Regions from separate parts of the Homo sapiens genome. Here all the other regions are linked to region 1. Evidence: chromatin contacts called from ENCODE Hi-C or POLR2A ChIA-PET data. All regions are on one chromosome and are shown on one strand. Each heading gives the region's core, a stretch centred on a gene start or an enhancer-like site at or near the end of the contact. The rest is flanking DNA. Distances are from core to core; before and after follow the strand shown.

Region 1 (2,700 bases), core at 92-2,591:
CGGAGGCAATCTAGAAACTGCAGAGGGAGCACGGACCTGGGCACTGGGAAGAATAGGGCGTGGACTTGGAGTGTGACCGCGTTTGAATCTGGGTTGTGCCTGGGACACCCCACCTCCTGGGCCGTAGGTGGGGGGGGAGAGAGAGAGAGAGAGAGAGAGAGAGAGAGGATGTCGACCTTACATGGCTCCTAGCTCTCCGCGCTCTAGCCGAATGCCTGGTTCCTAGTGGGTGCTTGATACGTGGGAAATGTAGGGGGAGGGGGTGGCGGGGCATTGGGAATGTCCCGCAGAGTGGATTTCGGGAGAGTGGCGCTTTTCTCTAGAACTCTCTTCCGGTTACACCTGGAGTAAAAGCTTGACACTCTAGAAGGAAAACCCCAGATGAGCAGCTAGGACTGAGGGTTAGCGGTAGGCGGGAGCGGGGAGATAGTACAAGTACGCTTCCTAATGAGGCGGTGCCGCAAAATAACCAATTTTAATAAAGACTGCAGAGAAGAAAACCAGGTTCTGCTGGCGGAGTGCACAGGCTCCCAGCCGAGCGCCCAACAACCAGGTTCCGGGCCCACCCTGCCGCAGCCTCTTGGAAATCTCTAAGTTGGAATGTGTGCGTGCGCACCACGGGTCACTGCCCTCTTTGTGTGTGAATTTGAAGCGAAATCTGGGCGAGGCGGGGCCGTGCTACTAGCAATCGGACCCACAGTCGCGGTTCCAAGAAGCCCCGAAGCTTCCCCGGCTTCCCGCAGCACTGCTGGGAGGGCACACGGCGCCTCTGTCCCCACCCCAGAGCGTGGGGCGCGCGGAAAAAGGTCTGGTGACTGCCCTCCCCGCCGCCCCCCGGGAGCGTGCCCTCCCGCCGGACCCTGGGACTCCAGAGAAGCGCCGAGGGCGCGAGTACACTAAGATATACGACCTTCCCTGGGGACCGGGAAGGGCACAACCACCTCTTGCAACTCCGCCACTAAGACGCCTTGGGTCACCAGGCCCGGGGGAAAACTCGTCCCCGTCCCAGGCTCTCGATTCGGGCCGCAGCTCACGTCCCGCGCTCCTCCCTGCGCGCCGCTCTGCTCCTCCCTAGTCCCGCCTCCAGCTCCGCCCGGGCGCCCAGAGGGCAAATGAGGGGCGGCGGGGTGGCGGGTGGGGGGGAGACGCGGAATTTCCCAGCGCGGGGGCTCTGGCTTACCCTGCAACCGGGCAGTCTCTTTCTGTTTACGGAGAGAAAGGGGAAATGGAAAAGTCGGGGAGGCGGTGGCTGGCGTCCGCTGCGCCGCCCCTGGGCAGGCTCAGACGCCGTGAGTCAGGGGCAGAGCAGGGCGGTCTGAGCGTGCGGGCGACGCGGGTCTCACTCGTCCGCTCCGCTCTGGACTGCGCGCCACGCTCTGGGGTCCGGCGCCCTGGTTCCTGCTTCTGCCGCTGCCGCCGCCGGATCCCAGTGGCCCGGCGTGCTCGGCTCCCACAGGCCTGCAGCCAGCATCGCACCGAACCTTCGGGGGGCCGCGGCTGGAGCGCTCGGCCGGCGTGGGAGCGCCAAGGCCGCAGGTAATCCAGGGTTGGGGGTCTCCGGCGTGTCTTTCGGGTCGCGTCCCGCCTGGGTGCCCCGGGGATTCCCATGCAGAAATGGAGGGTGCCCCCAGCAGAGGGGAAAACTCTGGCGTGGGAAGAGGTGGGGGCGTGCCCACAGCTGCGCTCGCGGGTCGCCGGCTGCACCAGGCACAGCTGGAAAGCACCTTGCGCAAGGGTCTCACGGGGTGCAGACTCGCGACTCCTCCCCCTTCCTCCTCCTTCCCGTATCCGCAGCGCCAGGGCAGTGCTGGTCTGGGCAGTGCGCGGGGAAGCGGGGACCCGCTGTCACTGCGCCTCCCGCTGCCGACGCCGCCTGGACGGCCGCACTCTCCCTGCCCGAGACCCGGTGAGTGCAGCTCGGAGGCTGGAGGACCCGATCCTCCCAAATGCTGGGTGCTTTGATAATTTATAAGCCTTTTAGGCTCCCTTGACTTAGAGAACCAGGAGGAAAGGAGTGGGAGTGTGGGTTGGCGGAGCCCAGAGACTTGTGAATGGCTGGAACTAAATTCAAGTTTGTAACCCGGACTCTATCCCATGACTAAAGAGGTCATAGCAGAACACGAAGGCTGGGCTTTTGGTCTAAGAAAGAATACTAGGAGAAAAAAAAAGTTATTTTCACGGAAGTTGTTTTCGAGCGATAGTGCATGATCAGGACTCTGAAATTTTTCTAGCTCTGGGCGGAGAAGGACGCCTAGGGATTGTCTCCATAGTTAACAGGGGAAGGCCACCGGCTGCCTGTAAGAGAGAAACGTTGCGATGCTTGTCTATTTCACTTTTGGGAAGACAAGATTAAAGGCTGCTCTTGATAAAAAACAGGGACAGAAAGGCTCTTGCAGTTGCTTTACATACCTGTGGCCTGAGTCGTTTGTGCCAAGGAGAGTGTAATCCACTTCCAGCTGACGCCCCCAGCTCTCTGCGACGGATTGAGGTTTGTGTGCAGGACGTCTGGCATACGGCCCATGAGGACTTTGTCGTGTAAAGCAAATGGGAACGTTGAGGCATGTAGAGGTTTTGAAGCAGAGTGTCGGTCCTTCCTTCCATACGCCTGAAACGCATAATCCGGGGCTTTTTGAGAGCAAAAACATAGTCAGAAATGTGCCCTGAGGGAGAATGTACTATTTTGGCACACATATGTATATA
Region 2 (2,826 bases), core at 98-2,597, 700 kb after region 1:
GTCTCCTTGAGGTATAGGCTCTACTGGGACCCCAGTATCACTCTCTGCTGCTAGAATGTTAGACATTTGGCAGTAGCAGTGGCTAGAAAAGCTTTGGTAAGCGGGAGCCAATACTGGTGGGCCCATGCATAGCTTCCATACCTGCCACCATGGCTATTCTATTCAGCGCCGGCCCTGGAGTGGATGATGACAGGGACTGCTGTCAACTGGTTAGTCATTTTGTCTACCTGTATGTTTAGTGCCTCTCTTGTGGGTGTTAACATGTGATACAAAGACCTTCAACACTCCTGTAGTCCATGCACGTGTCTCTACTCCAGACCTCCTTGTGGCCAATCTGCCAATCTGTCTCCTACTAGGCCCCTGCCCATTTGGTCAAGCCATTTGGTACTGCCCATAAGTCTGCATATATCACGACCCCAGGCCACTTCTCTTTCAAAACAAAGTGTATGACCAGGGACACCACCATCCACACTGTCTTTTAAGACCACCCTTGAATGGGACTGTAGCACAGTTCCCATTCATTTTCAGCTTGCACGGATGTACAGAGCTGGCCCATCCATGAAGCAAGCTTGAGCTCCTTCCTCTTAGTCAGCTAATCATAAGGGTCTTACATATGGCTGTGGGTGTGAGCTGAGAGGGAAGTGCTGGTACAGTAATAGTGGATGGCTATTGTGCAGCTTGACTGTGCCCTCTGGTCCTGCTTAGGCCTAATCCCAGATGTACCAGTCCAGTCTTACAATGGATTGTTCCAGGGCCTATCCAATGACATGACATAGTGGTTTCGACAGAACCCAGCTCCTGATGGGCTGCTTTGGCCACATGGTCACTTTGTGTCCCATGGTCAGATACTGTGTCTCTATGAGGTCCCCATAGCATGCCAGAACTGTTGTTCAAAGTTGTATAATTCTCGCTGTGGATGGCATAATTTTGTTCCAGGCTTGTTAGTGATTAAACAAATTCAATAAATCATCTCCAAATGAAGACAGTAAAGTTTTTACACTTACTTTTCAAAACCACAATTTTCTCATCATTTTTAAAAAGCTACATCATATAGTAAGAGTATTCAATGTGACTTTGGGACTTTTAGACATGATTTTTTTAAAAAAGGTCTACTCACACCAATCTTTGCTTATTTATATCAAATCCACAAATACAGCAGGATGAAATGAACAAATAAAAAAACTTAGGAGTAAGTTAAAAATATGGCTTGGAAAAATAACACAGGGCCAAGTTAAAGTTAGCAGACAAAAGCACAGGGCCAGAATTCCCAACCAGTTGCTGGATCTGCACTGTAAACTCCATTCTGGGTCCTGCTGTGACTGTTGCCAAGACATCATGACTCAGCACTCTCCCTGAGACCCACCACATGCAACGCAAGGAGACAGGTTACCCCATCACCCATTTCATGCACACACCAGGATGCAGATGCACTCAGTGAAAAGAGGACTGAGCTTTCTGCATTTGGAAAACTGCCTGAGATGGTGGGGGTGTGTGAAGATAGCCTAGGCAGTGTAACTCAATTTAGTTAAAAAAAAAAAAAAAAAAGGCAGCTGGGCGCAGTGGCTCATGCCTGTAATCCCAGCACTTTGGGAGGCCGAGGCGGGCGGATCACGAGGCCAGGAGTTTGAGACCAGCCTGACCAACATGGTGAAACCCTGTCTCTACTAAAAATACAAAAATTAGCCAGGTGTGGTGGCGTGCACCTGTAATCCCAGCTACTCATGAGGCTGAGGCAGGACAATCACTTGAACCCGGGAGGTGGACGTTGCAGTGAATCAAAATCATGCCGCTGCACTCCAGCCTGGGCAACAGAGTGAGATTCCATCTCAAAAAAAAAAAAATATGACTTGAACTTAGTCTTGGTCCTCCGGACAGCAGATCCTGAGACAAACGCTTGAGTGCAAAAATTTATTGGGATGTGTGATCCAGCAAGTAGGAGTAAAAGACAAGACGGATGAAGGACAGAGGATGGAAACCAATACAAGGATGAGTTATTAAGTTGGCCACAGCTCCTGGCGAATGGTTCCTGGCTGTTTCTGGGCTGCCTGAGGAGTTGCATGAAAGATGTTTCAGGGCTGTCCATCTGGGGGAAGAAAGGAAAACATTTATCCATTAGCACTTAGACTCCATTGATCACTCCTGGGTTGGGCAAAATGCATGGGCCCCCGACGGCTTAGAGAAGCTCCAGGGCAGACTCTGGAAGCTCCAGCAGAGGTGTGAGGCAAAGGCATGAGGCAAGGCCCCAGCAGGAAGCTGCTCAGAACCTGCATCAGTAGCTGGAATGAGGGACAAGGGACACCCAAAGGCACTGAGGTCATACCCAAGAGGTGCCTGGTGCACAGTCCAGATTTAAAATTGGTTGCTGCTGGAAAACCATCTTCTTAGAATCTGTTCATCTTTAGCAAATTGCTGATCCCTAAGTAATGACCCCTGTAAGAGTTAAGTAATGTCAGCAGGATACTTGTTTCAAGCACCATTCCATCCATGAACAGAGCCAGCATTTGCAAGTATGTTCTTTGCTTCCTGTGTCAAAATATGAAGCTTTCATGAATGCTCCAGAGATTATATCTGAAAACAGATTTACTCCAGACATCTAGTCTAGCACATGCGGCCCAACTTAATGTCCTATAGAGATAATAAAGAGTTGAAAGAATAAAACTGTTCATTTTATACACATAGGTAAGAAACCATATCTCCACTCATTTTCAGAGCATCTTTGACTTTCCAGAAGCAACTTTCTTTTAGGCTGGGTGGTTTAAATACAGTTTGAAAATAATGTGAATTTTCACACTGTGTTCTCATATAAGGCCCCTGAAAATTTTTCTT
Region 3 (2,944 bases), core at 46-2,545, 770 kb before region 1:
TAAATATGAGTACTTTCTAAATTCAAATTTAAAATCAGATCCAAATATAGGGATGGCCAGGCATGGTGGCTCCCACCTGTAATCCTGGCACTTTGGAAGGTTGAAGTGGGAGGACTGCTTGAGGCCAGGAGTTCAAGACCAGTCTGCAACAAAGTGAAACCCTGTCTATACAAAAAATTGAACAAATTAGCTGAGCGTGGAGGTGTGCTCCTGTGCTCCCAGCTACATGGGAGGCCAAGGCAGGAGGATCACTTGAGTCCAGGAGGTTAAGGCTGCAGTGAGCCATGTTTGGATCACTGTACTTCAGCCTGGGCAACAAGGAAGACCCTGTCTTTAAAAAAATTAAAAACAAAAGAACAAATATGGAGGCTTGGGAACAGCAGCCTTGCCACAAAGGGACAACTGAGAAAATAAGAAATGGGTTGAAATTCATCACGAAGTTGGATGGAACTAACAAAGACCCAATTCCACAGAAAAAGACATGCTGGGTGGAGAGTTAGGAGACTGGAATAACTCACCGAAGGCATCAGGGTGAGTGATTTGGCTATGACTTGGTCTATGTCAAGCATTCCAGGCAGAGACAATCTCTGCATTTATTTTCCTCAAAGAGTGAGGGGAAACCCCACCTATGCTAGAATGTACCAGAGTAGAATTAAGGCAAACATGCATTTCCCCTTGTGGTTTGCCTGACGAGGTGCAATTTGTATGAAAGATGACTCACAAGGTTACAGAGTCATTCTTTAGACTCGAGGGTTGACACTCTGTGTGGTTCTTAATGACTCAGCCTGGGAGAGGTCCCCAACACAGAAGGCTCCAGCCCTGCAATCCCAGACTACAGAGGAAAGCCCCTCGTTTATCAGCTGGTTAGTGGTTAACAAGCGTGGCTTTGGGAAGTCTTTTGTCTTAGGCTATTGAGTTCCATCTTCTCATCTCCTCTCTGTTGTCTACTCAGCACTTCCTTGTATTCTTACCGCCGGAAAAAGTCAGAAAAGAATTCACTCAAGCACAGAGGGCTCTGAACTGGGCAACAGCTGGCACCACACCAGGCATTGCAAGAAACCACAGCTGAATTCCTTGGCGCTCATTTTTATAAATATTCCACAGGAAGGATGTCAGAAGCCTGGTTTATCCAGCATAGAGAGAATGGGGTTCATCTCCAGAAGCCCAGCCCCAGAGGCAACTTCTAGGAAAAAATCATCTTGTGATGGGTGCGGGGTCAAAGGGGAGTCAGCCCATGTGAAGTTCCCACAAGGTTAAAAAATAAATTATTGTCACCACTGCCTGGTGGAATTCAGACAGTCATGAACTCATTCTTGTAAGCCACAGAGATGGTTGCGGTAAACACAGACAAATTATTGGGTTTAAGCAGACCGTTTTTTGTTCCAACAATAAAAAAAATCATTTTCCCTTTCCTCCACAAATCTCTTTATTACTAAAAAGCTTTGATGCCTTGAGAACTGGGCTAGATCAATGTAAGCCTCTCTTTTTCCCCTGGGACTCCTCCTTAGGGCTCCAAACTGGTTTAAAAAATCCTTTGCCTGCTTAGGAAAAGGAGACCCTCTTATTGAACCAGCCACAAAAGAAAGAAAAAGAAAACTACTCAAAAAGAAAACAGGGGCTGGGCACAGTGGCTCATGTCTGTAATCCCAGCACTTTGGGAGGCTGAGGCAGGAGGATGGCTTGAGGCCAGGAGTTCAAGACTAAGCTGGGCAATACAGTGAGACCTTGTCTCTACAAAAAAATTAAAAATTAGCTGGGCCTGCCTATGGTCCCAGCTACCCAACAGGCTGAGGAAGAAAGATTGTTTGGGCCCAGGAGTTGCAGGTTACAGTGAGCTACGATTGTACCACTGCGCTCCAGCTCGGGCAACAAAGCAACACCTTGCTTGACTCAAAAAAAAAATTAAAAAGGCAGGGTGGGGTGGCTCATACCTATTGTTCCAGCACTTTAGGAGGCCAAAGTGAGAGGATCAATTGAGCCCAGGAATTTGAGACCAGCCTGGGCAACATAGCAAGACCCTGTGTTTACAAAAAATATAAAAAATTAGCCAGGCATGGTGTTGCACACCTCCCAGCTACTAGGGAGGCTGAGGTGGGAGGATCGCTTGAGCCTGGGAGGTGGAGGCTGCAGTGAGCCATGGTCTCACCACTGCACTCCAGCCTAGGCCACAGAGCAAAATTCTGGTGGGGGGAACGGGCCAAGAGAATCACAAGAAGCCAAGAAGAAAGGGCAGAATAGAAACATTCTCATCCCTCCCTCTTCTTAAAGAGAGTGCTAATCTCTGCCCAGACGCTCACGTCTTCCCCTGGCTCATTCCCCTCCTGACCTCTGGAGCATGGGCTCTCAAACTCATAGTGTGCACAGCAATCGCCTTGGGGCTCTACAACTGTGAGTCCAGATAGAAGAAAATCTGCAGTGAAATCATGAGCTCAGGGACAAAGAAGGAGTTTAAAAAGCCTGTGCCTGGGCCGGGTGTGGTGCCTCACGCCTGTAATCCCAGCACTCTGCGAGGCTGAGATGGGAGGATCATGAGGTCAAGAGATCAAGACCATCCTGGCCAACATGGTGAAACCCCGTCTCTACTAAAAATACAAAAATTAGCCAGGTGTGGTGGCACATGCCTGTAGTCCCAGCTATTCGGAAGGCTGAGGCAGGAGAATCGCTTGAACCAGGGAGTCGGAGGTTGCAGTGAGCCGAGATTGCGCCACTGCACTCTAGCTTGGCGACAGAGCAAGACACCGTCTCACAAGAAAAAAAAAAAAAAGCCTGTGCCTGAAACACTTGAGTCCTAGAAATCTGGTTTGCTTAAAGACAAAGGGAAAACCTCAGTCACTAGAGAGTAAAACTTCAGAATATATTGACAGGAAAACCCCACCATCAACCAGCTTTCATGCAGTCAGGATCATTTAGGAAAAATAAAAAAGCAAGAATACAAACAGGAAAA
Region 4 (2,791 bases), core at 1-2,500, 550 kb after region 1:
TTCTTGAAAGCAATCCAAATTACCAAAACTAGGAATGCTAAAGCTGTAATATTTTTATTGTGACTCTACTGATACATGTGCTAGAGAGTCTTGGATATGCACTTTTCTTCTCTCTAAATCTACCTCCACTGGTACTAGGCTAAACTGGTTGGAGTGAGGGGTGTGGGATCACGGAACCAGGAGAAGCTAGCTGATTACAAATGGACTTGGGAGTATCTAAGGAATAGCAAGAAGGCATGTGTGGCTAGAGGAGAGTGAGCAAGACAGTGAGTGACAGGAGATAAAGTCAGCAGGCCTGTTAGAACATGTGAGACAACGTTTCATCCTGTGTGTGCTGGGTAGCCACTGAAGGGTTCTGAACAGAGGAATGACAGAAACTGTTTAACATTAAAAAAAAAAAAAAAAACACCTTTTACTCCTATATGGAGGACTGACTGGAGAGATACAATGAGGAGATAAGGAAGGCCGGTTAGAAGACGATATTATCACCTAGGTGACTTATGACAGTGACTTACAATAGGGCAGTAAGGGTGAGGAGTGGGGTAGGAGTAATTTGGGATACATTTTGAAAGGCAGGCATATAAGCCTTACTAATGGACTGGATGTGGGATATGGAATAAAAAGTCACACATGACTTTGAGTTTTTGGCCTGGAACAACTGGGTATATCACTTACCCAGGGAGAAAAGTTCAAGATTTACATTTTAGACATACTAAGTTTGAAATGTTTATTAGACTCCAAAATGGAGATGTTGAAAAGACATAAAAATAAGTCTAGAACTCATGGGAGAGACCAAAGTAAAGAAATTGTAAATTTGGGAGAACAGATGGCATTTAAAACATGGGATCATATGAGATCGTGTGGAAAATAAATACAGAAGGCTAAGGACTGAGCCCTGAGAAATGTCAACTTTTAGAGACCATAAAGAAGAGAAGATAGCAAAGGAGATTTTGTACTTTTATGACTCTTCCTCAAAAAGAAGTTAGAATTATTTTATGTCTACAAACTATGAAGTCCATAGCCAACCATCATAATCCTCTTCAAAAACCACTTTTTAGAGTCACATGCCTACTCTATTTCTGACTCCTGACCAACTAACAATCTGAATAGCTACATTTCACCTGTCAGCTGTTCAACTACCCCATCCCTGGTCTCTGGCATGTGTTGCAGTTTCTGGATCAAAGTTTTCACAACAGCTAGGAACTTCTAGTTGTCCAACAGTTACCAGGAGGCACGTGGAGAGCATGTTCCCCAGAGCTGCCAAAAGTTCTTGGCATATGATCAACGAAGCACACAATGAATGAGTGTTCAGCAATTAATCAGGTGACAGAGAACAACTGACATGTTAGGGGACTGCAGAATGAGCCAGAGTAAAGCTAGACAAGAAACACAAGTCCTTACTCCAGGCTGCTCACCCCAGGAGAATCCACTCTAGGTCACCCAGTGTGATCAGATATTCTTACCTAGAAAAGCTGAAATAATCCGAAGTTTACTACGTGTTTATGGAAACATGACAGCATTTCCTGGGAGCTGCTTATATCATGAACAAACAGTAGGTACTGTACATAATAGGCACTTGTTCTGTCCGCCTCCCCATCTCAGAATTAGACTGGAGACAGCTCTTCTCTCTCAGCCTCATCTGTAAAGGGAATTCCAGCCTATCTCATAGGTAATTATGAAGATTATATGAGATAATGTAAGTAAAGTGCCTGGTACATAGAAAATGTTCAGGCCGGGCGTGATGGCTCACACCTGTAATCCCAGCACTTTGGGAGGCCGAGGCAGGGGGATCATGAGATCAGGAGTTCGAGACCAGCCTGACCAACATGGTGAAACCATGTCTCTACTAAAAATACAAAAAAAATTAGCTGGGCTGGTGGCGTGCACCTGTAATCCCAGCTGCTCAGGAGGCTGAGGAAGGAGAATTACTTGAACCCGGGAGGTGGAGGTTGCAGCAAGCCGAGATTGTGCCATTGCACGCCAGCATGGGTGACAGAGCGAGACTCCATCTCAAAAAAAAAAAAAAAGTTCAATATATACTAGCTATTCTTATTTACACTTTGATGACCACAAATTACAATCAGCTGAATGGTAAGCATGTCCCTAAAAACAATACTTTTAATGCTCTTCTAGCACAGAATAATAAGTTTTTCTTGTTTGCTTGTTTTGTGTGAACTATTACATGATCAATGTAATTTAAACTTGGCCTGAGAAAACCATCCTTTTTCTCTTTCTTTTTTTTTTTTTTATTTTTGAGATGGAGTCTCGCGCTGTCACCCAGGCTGGAGTACAGTGGCGCGATCTCGGCTCACTGCGAACTCCGCCTCCCGGGTTCACACCATTCTCCTGCCTCAGCCTCCTGAGTAGCTGGGACTACAGGCACCTGCCACCACGCCTGGCTAATTTTTTGTATTTTTAGTAGAGACGGGGTTTCTCCATGTTAGCCGGGATGGTCTCGATCTCCTGACCTCGTGATCCACCTGCCTCAGTCTCACAAAGTGCTGAGATTATAGGCATCAGCCACCGCGCCCGGCCATCCTGTCTTTTTCTCAACTTCCCAACCAAGGTTAGCACAATCATGTTAAACAACTAAAAAATAGATTATAATTCTTTAACTATAATTCTATTAACATGAGACTGTTAACACCAATTCTGGCTAAAGACTACCAAGCAACACAGAAATTTCCAAGCCGGACAATTATTCTGCAAGAGTTATTCAGGCATGGGTCTGTTGTTTTAAGTGTCTATATCCTTTAAGTATAATATATTTATATTTCCCTTTATGAAATTT

The links. Hi-C counts contacts between places; a loop is a spot of excess contacts on that map. ChIA-PET counts read pairs that join two places held with the same protein, here RNA polymerase II (POLR2A). Pooled maps may share reads with other maps.
Region 2: a loop to region 1 is called in a map of naive thymus-derived CD4-positive, alpha-beta T cell, with 4 times the contacts of the local background. The contact joins the enhancer-like site here to the promoter of MAP3K8 in region 1. A Hi-C loop is called at or near these places in 1 of 168 maps with a recorded cell type or tissue (naive thymus-derived CD4-positive, alpha-beta T cell) and 5 of 50 pooled maps.
Region 3: a loop to region 1 is called in a pooled map, with 7 times the contacts of the local background. The contact joins the enhancer-like site here to the promoter of MAP3K8 in region 1. A Hi-C loop is called at or near these places in 9 of 50 pooled maps. POLR2A ChIA-PET finds 5 or more read pairs at or near these places in 2 of 52 experiments (PC-9 and activated T-cell).
Region 4: a loop to region 1 is called in a pooled map, with 3 times the contacts of the local background. The contact joins the enhancer-like site here to the promoter of MAP3K8 in region 1. A Hi-C loop is called at or near these places in 4 of 50 pooled maps. POLR2A ChIA-PET finds 5 or more read pairs at or near these places in 2 of 52 experiments (activated CD4-positive, alpha-beta T cell and endothelial cell of umbilical vein).

The regions. Positions count from the first base shown.
Region 1 is chr10:30,432,843-30,435,542 of GRCh38, forward strand. It overlaps MAP3K8 (mitogen-activated protein kinase kinase kinase 8), which reads left to right and starts at 1,342. Exons shown (of 9, transcript NM_005204.4): 1 at 1,342-1,536. RefSeq lists enhancers at 1-210, 882-1,021, 1,742-1,841, 2,132-2,181, 2,306-2,700 and a silencer at 1,062-1,301.
Region 2 is chr10:31,128,089-31,130,914 of GRCh38, forward strand. The region is part of intron 2 of LOC105376481 (a long non-coding RNA gene); the gene reads left to right. LOC105376482 (a long non-coding RNA gene) reads right to left here. Exons shown (of 4, transcript XR_001747412.2): 3 at 2,321-2,430; 4 at 1,895-2,083. Among named protein-coding and RNA genes, the nearest start is that of LINC02664, 58 kb to the right of the region's middle. Within about 2 kb of position 1,348, at least 7 of the 41 ENCODE cell types and tissues checked have a DNase peak (open chromatin) inside an H3K27ac peak, as active enhancers do.
Region 3 is chr10:29,658,421-29,661,364 of GRCh38, forward strand. It overlaps a transcript of SVIL not described here. Among named protein-coding and RNA genes, the nearest start is that of SVIL, 25 kb to the left of the region's middle. RefSeq lists an enhancer at 116-1,315. Within about 2 kb of position 1,296, at least 25 of the 41 ENCODE cell types and tissues checked have a DNase peak (open chromatin) inside an H3K27ac peak, as active enhancers do; they include PC-9, where a contact is called at or near this core.
Region 4 is chr10:30,979,866-30,982,656 of GRCh38, forward strand. The region is part of intron 2 of ZNF438 (zinc finger protein 438); the gene reads right to left. Among named protein-coding and RNA genes, the nearest start is that of ZNF438, 51 kb to the right of the region's middle. Within about 2 kb of position 1,251, at least 13 of the 41 ENCODE cell types and tissues checked have a DNase peak (open chromatin) inside an H3K27ac peak, as active enhancers do.